Linked DNA regions of Homo sapiens: region 1 is linked to region 2. A link is a contact called in ENCODE Hi-C or POLR2A ChIA-PET data. All regions are on one chromosome and are shown on one strand. Each heading gives the region's core, a stretch centred on a gene start or an enhancer-like site at or near the end of the contact. The rest is flanking DNA. Distances are from core to core; before and after follow the strand shown.

What was found. A loop is a pair of places that touch in the nucleus more often than their neighbours do. ChIA-PET counts read pairs that join two places held with the same protein, here RNA polymerase II (POLR2A). Pooled maps may share reads with other maps.
Region 1: a loop to region 2 is called in a pooled map, with 2.3 times the contacts of the local background. The contact joins two enhancer-like sites. A Hi-C loop is called at or near these places in 2 of 50 pooled maps. POLR2A ChIA-PET finds 5 or more read pairs at or near these places in 4 of 52 experiments (A549, T-cell, WTC11 and 1 more).

What each region holds. Positions count from the first base shown.
Region 1 is chr2:61,669,641-61,675,351 of GRCh38, forward strand. No RefSeq gene overlaps it. Among named protein-coding and RNA genes, the nearest start is that of XPO1, 130 kb to the left of the region's middle. RefSeq lists an enhancer at 1,354-1,593. Within about 2 kb of position 1,936, at least 26 of the 41 ENCODE cell types and tissues checked have a DNase peak (open chromatin) inside an H3K27ac peak, as active enhancers do.
Region 2 is chr2:61,440,195-61,445,735 of GRCh38, forward strand. The region is part of intron 1 of USP34 (ubiquitin specific peptidase 34); the gene reads right to left. Among named protein-coding and RNA genes, the nearest start is that of SNORA70B, 26 kb to the left of the region's middle. Within about 2 kb of position 2,282, at least 3 of the 41 ENCODE cell types and tissues checked have a DNase peak (open chromatin) inside an H3K27ac peak, as active enhancers do.

The sequences.
Region 1 (5,711 bases), core at 686-3,185, 230 kb after region 2:
TGAACAAATATTTGTTGGAATGAAGAAATAAGTGAATTAACATAATAAAAGGAATGAGATTAACTATTAGTAGCTGGGACCACAGGCACACACCACCATGCCTGGCTAGTTTTTGTATTTTTAGTAGAGATGGGGTTTTACCATGTTGCCCAGGTTGGTCTCAAACTCCTGAGTTCAAGCGATCTGCCCACCTCAGCCTCTCAAAGTGCTGGGATTACAGGTGTGAGCCACCACGCCCGGCCTTAAAATTCTTAAGGAAGTTTATTTGTGAGCATTTCCCCAATGCTGATATATATTGATGTTAAATCAGCCTTTTGCATATTTTATAATAAAAGACTAACATATCCAAATAAAAAGATTAATTCACAGAGACTTTTTCTGACTGTGTAAGTGAGAAATTATTCTGGCGTTTAGTCAGCCAGATTAGAAAGAGCTCTAGATTAGGAGTCTAGATTAGCTGAGATACCTAGTTCTTATTCCAGCGCTGCTCTCAAACAACCTGCTAGATCGTTAGGAGCCTTTCTGAGCCTCTGGGACTTCTTTTTTTTTTTTGAGATGGAGTTTTGCTTTTGTCGCCCAGGCTGGAGTGCAGTGGCGCCATCTTGGCTCACTGCAACCTCCAACTACCAGGTTCAAGTGATTCTCCTGCCTCAGCCTCCTGAGTAGCTGTGATTACAGGCTCTCACCACCATGCCTGGATAATTTTTTTGTATTTTTAGTAGAGACAGGGTTTCACCATGTTGGCCAGGCTTGTCTCGAACTCCTGACCTCAGGTGATCCACCTGCCTCGGCCTCTCAAACTATTGGGATTACAGGTGTGAGCCACCACGCCCAGCCAACCTCTGGGACTCCTTATATTGGGCGAGAAGATTGAATTTAAAAGACTACTAATAATTGCTACTAGTGGGATAGCCAGTGGTGCTTTTGTGAAAGCACATTTAGTATCTAAGAATGGCATAAGTAGCTGTGAACATGAAGAACTGGTTAATACATTCATTGCTGTGGCTAGTACAGTCTTGAGATCATTACAGGGAAGTGGATGCTAAAATACAAAGTTCACATTTCATGAACTTGAATCATGATTGCTCTTTGGCTGAGCAATTCAAAAGGCTCTCTCAGAACAGGTTCAGTAAAGCCCACTTATATTTAATGCTGCTGGAGAAGAAAAGTGAAATGTCATGAAAGATATACTGAAATTAACCCAAGGCAGACCCTTTGCTATTTGCAGGTCTATAGTAGGACCATTTTACTTACTAGCTTTGTTCTGTGACCTTATAAGTGTCTCTTGAGCTTCCAGCACTCGATTTTTCCCTCAGATACATTTCCCCTGTACTGCTTATCTTGTAAAATTAACTACTGTGTAACAGATGTATGAGCCAAAGCTAATTTTATGAGAAACTTGAGTGAAAGGAAATCAATCTTTCAAGGTCCCTGAAGTCCTAAGATCATAAAGAAAAGGCTAAAGAAGTAGTTTCTGGCTTTTTGCTTTTGATTTCCTTCTTAGTTTCAGTTTTCTTTTTCTGAATCTCTCTCCCCAGATCTTCCCTGGCATATATAGATGCTCATAAACAAAACAATGACAAACACTGGGCTGTTAGAAAGGTCACAGCCCTGGCTGCCAAAAGACACAGTCAGGCTTGCTTGTTAGTGGAAATTTACAAATGATAATGCGCTGCCACTTTTGCTTTAAGAGCTACTCCCACTTGGGGACCTGAAACTGTAGTCTCCAACACAGCAAAAATTGACTAATTATTTGATTTACCGGGAGGAGCCCTACTGATCAAGTTCATTTACAGTTATTAGTTCATTCTACACACTGTCACAGTTTACTTTTGGCAACCACAGAAACTTAGTACTTTCAAGTGGCAAAAATTATATTATTGTTGAGTTACAAAATCATGGGCTATCCCCATTACCGTAAACCTAATCTTAACTCATGCTGAAGTTTAAAATTCTAAATTGTTTTCAGTTTTCCTCCTGGTTATGAGATTTTGTGTGTGTATGTGTTATGTAAAACACAAATCTAATGACTGTTTTGAAAAGATCTAGGCAAAGGGTCATGACAACAATTCAGCTATTTAGCACAACTCTCTGTAAACAAATCACCAGAGAAAGGCTTAAAGTGAAGTAATAATTCCGGCTCATTGTCAGTGAATAAACACCAGACAGCTATAGACATGTTTAATGCATTCCTGCACTCTCTTCAAATACAAATTAATACAAAATAGCATTTTGTGACTTGAAGTAATTGCCCACATGGCTGAGCTGTGTATCTCCAGGAGCTGAATAATTTAAGCGTGGATTTATGTATGGAACATGCAATGCTCTGAATAAATATTTTGAAATGAACATTTATTTCACAGAAGAGGCAAGGAAAGTGGAGAATAAATGCTGGCAAGGGAGACACTAGACACAAGTGACAATAGTGCAAGCCAAACTGTGCTCTGCTAGAGGTGTAAACAAACTACCGCCTCAGCACCAAGGAGGGACAATTTAATTCAGATGGGAGCACAAGCATCCCAGAGAAAGGGAAGTCATGCCTGGGCTTCCCGGGAAGATGAGTATTATTTTGATTAATACAGGAGGAGGGAAGACATTCCAGTGAGAGGAATGGTGGAGGGAGTGAAATAGAACGAAAAGCATCACCTAGGATAATTCTGGGTGAGGGAAGGGTGGATGGGAATGGTAGAGGTGAAATTGTGGGGCTAGGGGCTCATTTTGAAGAGCCTTGAATGTTGTCCTAAAAAGCATGAATCCATTAAAGAAAAAAAATTTTCTTGATGACATTTTTGTATCATTTTTTAAATTGAAAAATAAATAAGGCTGGGTGCAGTGGCTCATGCCTGCAATCCCAGCACTTTGGGAGGCCGAGGCGGGCAGATCATTTGAGGCCAGGAGTTCAAGACCAGCCTGGGCAACATAGCGAAACCCCATCTCTACCAAAAATGCAAAAAAATTAGCCAGACATGGTGGCACACACCTGTAATCCCAGCTACTCGGGAGGCTGAGGCAGGAGACTAACTTGAGCCTGGGAGGCAGAGGTTGCAGTGAGACGAGATCTTGCCACTGCACTCCAGAATGGGCGACAGAGTGAGACTCCGTCTCAAAATAATAATAATAATAATGATGATAAGAATAATCATAAACATAAACATTTAAATACTATGAAAAGTAGTGAAAAATACTCGGAGAAGTAAAAAGTTAGTTTTTTTTTCTTTTTCTGTCTTTATTTTTTATTTTTGCCTTACAGATTTCTAGGAATATAAAAAAGTTTTTTATATAATAATTCCAGGCCCGGCGCAGTGGCTCATGCCTGTAATCCTAGCACTTTGGGAGGCTGAGGTCAGGAGTTCAAGACCAGCCTGGCCAACATGGGGAAACTCTGTCTCTACTAAAAATACAAAAATTAGCCAGGCATGGTGGCAGGCGCCTGTAAACCCAGCTACTCGGGAGGCTGAGGCAGGAGAATTGCTTGAACTTACAAAAAATACAAAAATTAGCCGGGCATGGTGGCACACACCTATAATCCCAGCTACTTGGGAGGCTGAGGCACAAGAATTGCTTGAGCCTGGGAGGCGGGGGTTACAGTGAGCTGAGATTGCGCCACTGCACCCCTGCCTGGATGACAGAGTGAGACTGTCTCAAAAAAAAATGTGTATATATATATATATATATATACACACATTATATATATATATATAAATATATATGTATATACATGTATATATATATATACGTGTACACATATATATATATATATATACACGTGTGTGTGTGTATATATATATATATATATATATAATGAATTCCACAATTCCAGAGATAACCATTGTTAGGGCAAATGAGTATTACTAAAATTTATTTTATTTTATTTTATTTTTTGAGTCAAAGCCTGGTTCTGTCATTGAGGCTGGAGTGCAGTGCCCCTATATTGGCTCACTGCAACCTCTACCTCCTGGGCTCAAGCCATTCTCCCATCTCATCCTCCCAAGTAGCTGGGCCTACAGGCACATACCACCACACCCAGCTAATTTTTGTATTTTTTGTAGAGATGGGGTTTTGCCATGTTGGCCAGGCTGGTCTCTAACTCCTGGCTTCAAGTGATCTGCCTGCCTCAGCCTCCCAAAGTGCTGGGATTACAGGCGTGAGCCACTGTGCCTGGCCTTGGAATTTTAATAATTATTGCTACATTTCCCTCTAAAAAGTTTGTATCTATTAATACCCTCACCAATAGTGGATGAGGTTGCTTGTTTTCCCACATATTTGCCAACATTGGATATTTTCATTCTTTTAAATCTTTGCTGGCCAGGTGCAGTGGCTCATGCCTGTACTCCCAGCACTTTGGGAGGCCGAGGCGGGTGGATCACCTGAGGTCAGGTGTTCAAGACCAGCCTGACCAACATAGTGAAACCCCATCTATACTAAAAATACAAAAATTAGCTGGGCATGGTGGCTCACGCCCATAGTCCCAACTACTCAGGAGGCTAAGGCAGGAGAATCGCTTGAATCTGGGAGATGGAGGTTGCAATGAGCTGAGATCACATCATTGCACTCCAGTCTGGGCGACAGAGCAAGGCTGTCTCAAAAAAGAAAAATCTTTGCCAATCTCATGGGAGAAAAATAACATTGAGCATCTTTTCATTTTGTGATGACCATTTGATTTCTTTGCCCCTAGTTTGAAATGTTCCCTTTATCATAACTCACCAGTGCATCCCCAGCAGCTAGCACATAGGAAGCTCTCAATAAATCAAGGAATGATCTATTGCTGCGCTTTTGAAGAAAAAAATGGCATGATCACGTCTGTGTTTTAGACCACTGTGCTGATGACAGTATAGAGAAAGGGCTGAGAACAGAAAACCATTGAATTCATGGTTTAATGTTGAAAGAAAAACTTTAGGCAAAGTCAATTTAATAGAGTATAATTGAGCAAAAAATGATTCACAAATTGGGCAGCACATCCCACCCCCAACTATGATAGGTTTAGAGAGACTTCTGGGGTGCCACGTGTTCTGACGGGATTTATGGACAGAAAGAGGAATGTGACACAGAAAATGGAAGTGAGGTACAGAAACAGCTGGATTGGTTATAGCCCTGATGGTTGTCTTACTTGAGCGCTGTTTGAACAGCTGGCCACCTGTGATTGGCTGAAGTATGGTTCTGTGATTGGTTGAGACTCAGCTCTTTGTTACAAGTGTAGTTTACAGTCTATTTACACATCTAGTTAGGTTTAAGTTCACTGTATGGTGTAAGCTTTTGGCCAAACTTAAAATACTTAAGAAGCTTTAGTTAAATTTAATCTATCATACCATAGTCAGAAAATCATTAAATTTTTTCAGGAAAGAAATGGCAAGTGCCTTACTTAGGGTAGTGCCATGGGGATAAAAAATGGGAATGGCTATGGAGCATGAGAGGTGTGGAATTGAGAAAGCTTGGTGCCCATTTAAGCAGGCAAGAGGATGAAAGTCAAAGATGTGTTAAAGAAGACTGGGGTTTCTAGCATCAAGGAACAAAATTACAAATTTAAAGATCTCAGTTGGCTTTGTTTGAGATTCTAGAATCAGGCAATATTTTATTCCATAAAATATAGTAGGTGTTTGGATTGAAACTGGCCTAATTGTCCCATAAAACTGATGTTTATGATTTCTTTTGAATAAACATAGAAACTGACACTCACAGTCTTAAAACTTGAGAAAGTTACATTTGTCTTATCT
Region 2 (5,541 bases), core at 1,032-3,531:
ATCAGCCTCTTCCTCCTGGCCTCCAAACACCACCACTCTGCCATCCCACACCTCAATTTCTCAAATTCCCTGAGGTCAAAGGGAAGTTGCAAGGGCTGCCATCCCTGCCTCCCTGGTGGTCCTGCTGGAGGATGTGCCCAGACAGGACATCAGGAGGAAGCAGGTCAATGGCTGCTGTATGAAATGTCATGGCAGCTGTGCCCAGCTGCAAACAGTGATTGCGGCTTCCTGTTCCTCCATGGAAGGAACTTGCTCTGCTGCAGAGGGAATTTCTCTTCATGCCTTTTCCCCTCCATTCTTCTTGAAAAAGTTGCCCTTTTTAAATTTTTTTTTTTTTTTTGAGATGGAGTTTTGCTCTTCTCGTCCAGGCTGGAATGCAGTGGCACAATCTCCGCTCACTGCAACCTCCTCCTCCTGGGTTCAAGCCATTCTCCTGCCTCAGCCTACCAAGTAGCTGGGATTAAAGGCGCCCACCACCATACCCGGCTACTTTTTGTATTTTTAGTAGAGATGGGGTTTCGCCATGTTGGCCAGGCTGGTCTCAAACTCCTGACCTCAGGCAATCCGCCTGCCTTGGCCTCCCAAAGTGCTGGGATTACAGGCGTAAGGCACCACACCCGGCCTACTTTTTTAATTTAAAAAAAAAAAAAATTTCGGGTGCAGTGGCTCACGCCTGTAATCTCAGCACTATGGGAGGCCGAGACGGGTGGATCATGAGGTCAGGAGATCGAGACCATCCTGGCTAACACGGTGAAACCCCGTCTCTACTAAAAATACAAAAAAATTAGCTGGGCGTGATGGCAGGTGCCTGTAGTCCCAGCTACTCGGGAGGCTGAGGCAGGAGAATGGCATGAAACTGGGAGGCGGAGCTTGCAGTGAGCTGAGATCGCGCCACTGCACTCCAGCCTGGACAACTGAGTGAGAGCCGCCTCAAAAAAAAAAAAAAATTTTTTTTTTTTTTTGGACTCAGAGTCTTGCTCTGTGGCCCAGGCTAGAGTGTACTTGCGATCATAGCTCACTGTAGCCTCAAACTCCTAGGCTCAAGTGATCCTCCTGCCTCGGCCTCCCAAAGCACTGGGACCACACATGGGTCCCACCACACCCAGGCTCTGCCCTTTGGAATTAAAGTCACCCAGGCAGGTTAAACCTCTTATACTTTCTGCGCCCCACCTCCCAGCCCCTGTAATGAGAAAGGCAGTAAATTTTGGAGCTTTATGGAGTCCCTGCCCTTCCTGAAAAGGTGGCTGCAGAGAGACTAGAGCTGGTTGGGGGAAGAGATGTCAGGAGGCCTCCTCTGGAGCCCAGGGCCACACAGCTCCCAAAGCCCCAGTCTCCCTCTCTGGGGCTAGAGGTGCCCCTGTGTCCCTGTAACTTCTGCTCGGCCACTCGGCTGCCCAGCCTAGGGCTGCTCCTGCCACCACTCAACAGGCACAGAAATGCGTAAGTGCCAAAAAAAAAAATTAACCAGGCATCTTGATGCATGCCTGTAGTCCCAGATACTTGAGAGGGTGAGGTGGGAGAATCAACTGTGCTCAGGTCAAGGCTGCAGTGAGCTGTGATGGTACCACTGAACTACAGCCTGGGCAACAGAGAGAGAGACTGCATTACAAAAAAAAAAAAAGAAAAAAGAAAAGAAAAGAAAAAAAAAAAAGGAAGAAAAAAGAAAAGACCTAAAAATATATATTGAAAGCTGTAGTAACCAAAACAGCATGGTACTGACATAAGAACAGATACATAAACCAACGGAACAGAACAGAGTGCCCAGAAGTTAATACACGTATCTACAGTCAACTGATTTTTGACAAAGGTGCCAAGAATGTTCACTGGGGAAAGGACAGTCTCTCCAATGAATGGTGCTAGGAAAACTGGACATCCATAGGCACAACAATGAAACTATACCCTCACTCCTCTACATAAACAATCAACTCAAAATGGCTCAAAGAACTAACAAAACTATAAGACTACTAGAACAAAACAGGGGAAATGCTTCAGGACATCGGTCTGGGAAAAGATTTTATGAATAAAGACTTCAAAAGCACAGGCAACAAACAACAAATGGAATTATGTCAAACTACAAAACTTCTGTATAGCAAAGGCAAAAATCAACAGAGTAAAAAAAGACAACCTACAGAATGAGACAAACTATACGCAAATTACTCATCTGAGGGGATTAACATCAAGAATTTACAAGGAACTCAAACATCTTAACAGCAAAAAAAAAAAAAAAGAAAAAATCCAATTAAAAATGCACACACAATGTGAATAGACATTTCTCAAAGATTATATACAAATGGCCAACAAATATGTGAAAAAAATGTTCAACATCACTAACCATCAGGAAAATGCAAATCAAAACCACAATGAAGTATCTTACCCCAGTTAGGATAGCTATTATCAAAAACACAAAAAATAACAAATGCTGGCAAGGATGCACAGAAAAGGGAACTCTTATACAGTGTTAGTGGGAACGTAAACTAGCACAGCCACTATAGAGAACAGTATCAAAGCTCCTCAAAAAACTACAAACACGACTACCATATAATCCAGCAATCCCACTGCTAGGCATTTATCCAAAGGAAAGGAAAACACTGTATCAGAGACGTCTGCATTCCCACGATTACAGCACTATTCACAGTAGCCAAGATACAAAATCAACCTACGTGTTCAACGATAGATGAATGGATAAACAAAATGTGATGTGTGTACACACACACACACACACACACACACACACACACACAGAGGAATATTATACATCCATTAAAAATAATGAAATCCTGTCATTTGCAGCAACATACATGGAACTGGAGGACATTATCTTATGTGAAATAAGCCAGGAGCAGAAAGTTAAACACCATAAGTTCTTACTCATGTGGAAGCTAAAAAAAGGTTCATCTCATGTAAGTAAAAAGTAGAACAGAGGATACAAGAAGGTGGAAAGGACAGGGGAAAGGGAAGAATAGGGAGAGATTTGTGAAAGGATAAAAATTACAGCTAGATAGGAGGAATAAGTTCCAGTGTTCTACATAACTGTGAAATGACTACAGTTAACAATAATACATTATATAGATTCAAATAGCTACAAAGAGGCCACAGAAGGTTCCCAATGCAAAAAAGGGATAAATGTTTGAGATGAATACACTAATTACCCTGATCTGATCACTATATATGTATCAACACATCACTATATGATGAAATTTTGCATAAAAAAATCACTACATATCCCATAAACACGTACAATTATTACGTCAATTAAAATAAATTTTTTAAAAAGCTATCTTCCTGCCAGCAGATGTGTTAAAAAAAAAAAAACTATCAAGACATGAAAATACATAAAGAACATTTAAATTCCTATTACTAAATGAAAGAAACCAATCTTAACTGGCAACATACTGTATGATTTCAACTATGTGATGTAGTAGGAAAGGCAGAACTATGGAGACAGTAAAAAGATCAGCAGTTGCCAGTGATTAGTGGGGAGGAAGGAATGAATGGGTAGGGCACACAGGATTTTAGGGTAGTGAAACTACTTTGTACGACACTGTACTGGTGGATATGTTATTACACATTTGTCAAACCCCAACAGTGAACCCTAATGTGGACTATGGACTTTGAGTCATAATGATATGTTAACGTAGATTCACCAAGTGTAACAAATGTACCACTCACTCTGGTGTCAGATGTTGATAATGGAGGAGGCTTCGTGTGTGGGGAGTCAGGTGGCATACCGGAAATATCTGCACCTTATGCTCAATTTTGGTGTGAACTAAAAACTGCTGTAAAAAAATAATGCTGACCAGGCAAGGTGGCTCATGCCTGTAACCCTAGCACTCTGGGAGGCGAAAGCAGGACTGCTTCAGCATGGGCAACATACGGAGACTTCATTGCTAAAAATATAAATAAATAAAATTGTAGGTATGGTGGGGCATGCATGCCTGTAGTCCCAGCTACTCAGGAGGCTGAGGTGGGAGGATCACTTGGGCCCAGAAGGTCAAGGTGACAAGATTCTGCCACTGCACTCCAGCCTGGGTGACAGAGCAAAACCCTGTCCCAAAAATAAAATCTATTAAAAAGAAAAAACTCAAAAGCCTAAGAATTAAAATATACAATAACAGAAATTAAAATTGATAGATGGCTTTAATACAGATTAAACAAGACTGAGAAATCGAAAAAGGAAGATGGGTCAAAGAAAATATCCAGACTGCAGTATGAAGACACAAAAGCCAAAAGGATAAAAATATAGAAGAAAGCAAAAGAGAGAAGGAAGATCAAAAGGTGATGAAAGACAGACTGAGGCAGTGACTACATTTGAAAAAATAATGGCTAAGTACTTCTAAAATAAATTTTTAAAAAACTCACATTCAAGAAGCACTATGAATCCCAATAAATACAAAATCAGATGCGGACTTGTCATAGTTAACTACTGAAGACAAAAACAAAGAAAATCTTAAAACTGAGCAAATGATGCACATTAAAGGGCTAGGGTGGGAGGGCCAGCTTTTTCACGGGCTACCTGAATGACATGCCTAGTCAAACAAATCCCCTGAGCCCTATGCAAATCAGACATTGCCTCCTCCAGCCTCTGCATATATACCTGGCAGGTGTCCACCGCACGTGGAGACCTCCTTTTTTGGCTTTGGAGCACCCCCTCCGTCTCTGTACAGGGGAGCCTCTTCCTTCTGCCTTATCGTTTCTTTCTTGCCTATTAAACTCTGTTCCTTAACACCAAAAAAAAAAAAAAACTGAGCAAGTGAGGAAAAAACTTATCTTCAAAGAAGTAACAGTAAAACCGATAGGTGATTTCTCTGTATAAACAATGGAAGCCAGGGGACAATGGAATGATTGGTTTGAAGAAGCAATAGTAACTGCCAACTTGTAATTCATTATCCTACTTCAGTGTTAGCCTAAAAATGAACTTTAGAAAACAAGCAAACACTGAAAAAAAAATTTGTCAACAGCAGAACCACACTAAACACACACACACAAAAAAATGCTAAGAGAAAAAACTGTCAACAGCAGAACCACACTAAAAAAAAAAAAAAAAAAAAAAAAAAATGCTGGCCGGGCCCGGTGGCTCACACCTGTAATCCCAGCACTTTGGGAGGCCGAGGCGGGCGGATCACAAGGTCAGGAGATCAAGACCATCCTGGCTAACACAGTGAAACCCCATCTCTACGAAAAATACAAAAAGTTAGCGGGGCGTGGTGGCAAGCACCTGTAGTCCCAGCTACTCAGGAGGCTGAGGCAGGAGAATGGCATGAACCCGGGAGGCAGAGTTTGCAGTGAGCCGAGATTGCGCCACTGCACTCCAGCCTGGGCAACAGATCGAGACTCCGTCTCAAAAAAAAAAAAAAAAAATTGCTAAGAGAAAAATGATCCCGGATGAAAGCCAAGAGACACAAAAAAGAAGAGCAACAGAAAGAGTAAATGTGGGTAAATCTAAATTAACATAAACTGTATAAAATAATAATAATGTCTTACAGGCCAGGCACAGTGGCTCTGCCTGTAATCCCAGCACTTTGGGAGGCCAAGGCAAGCGGA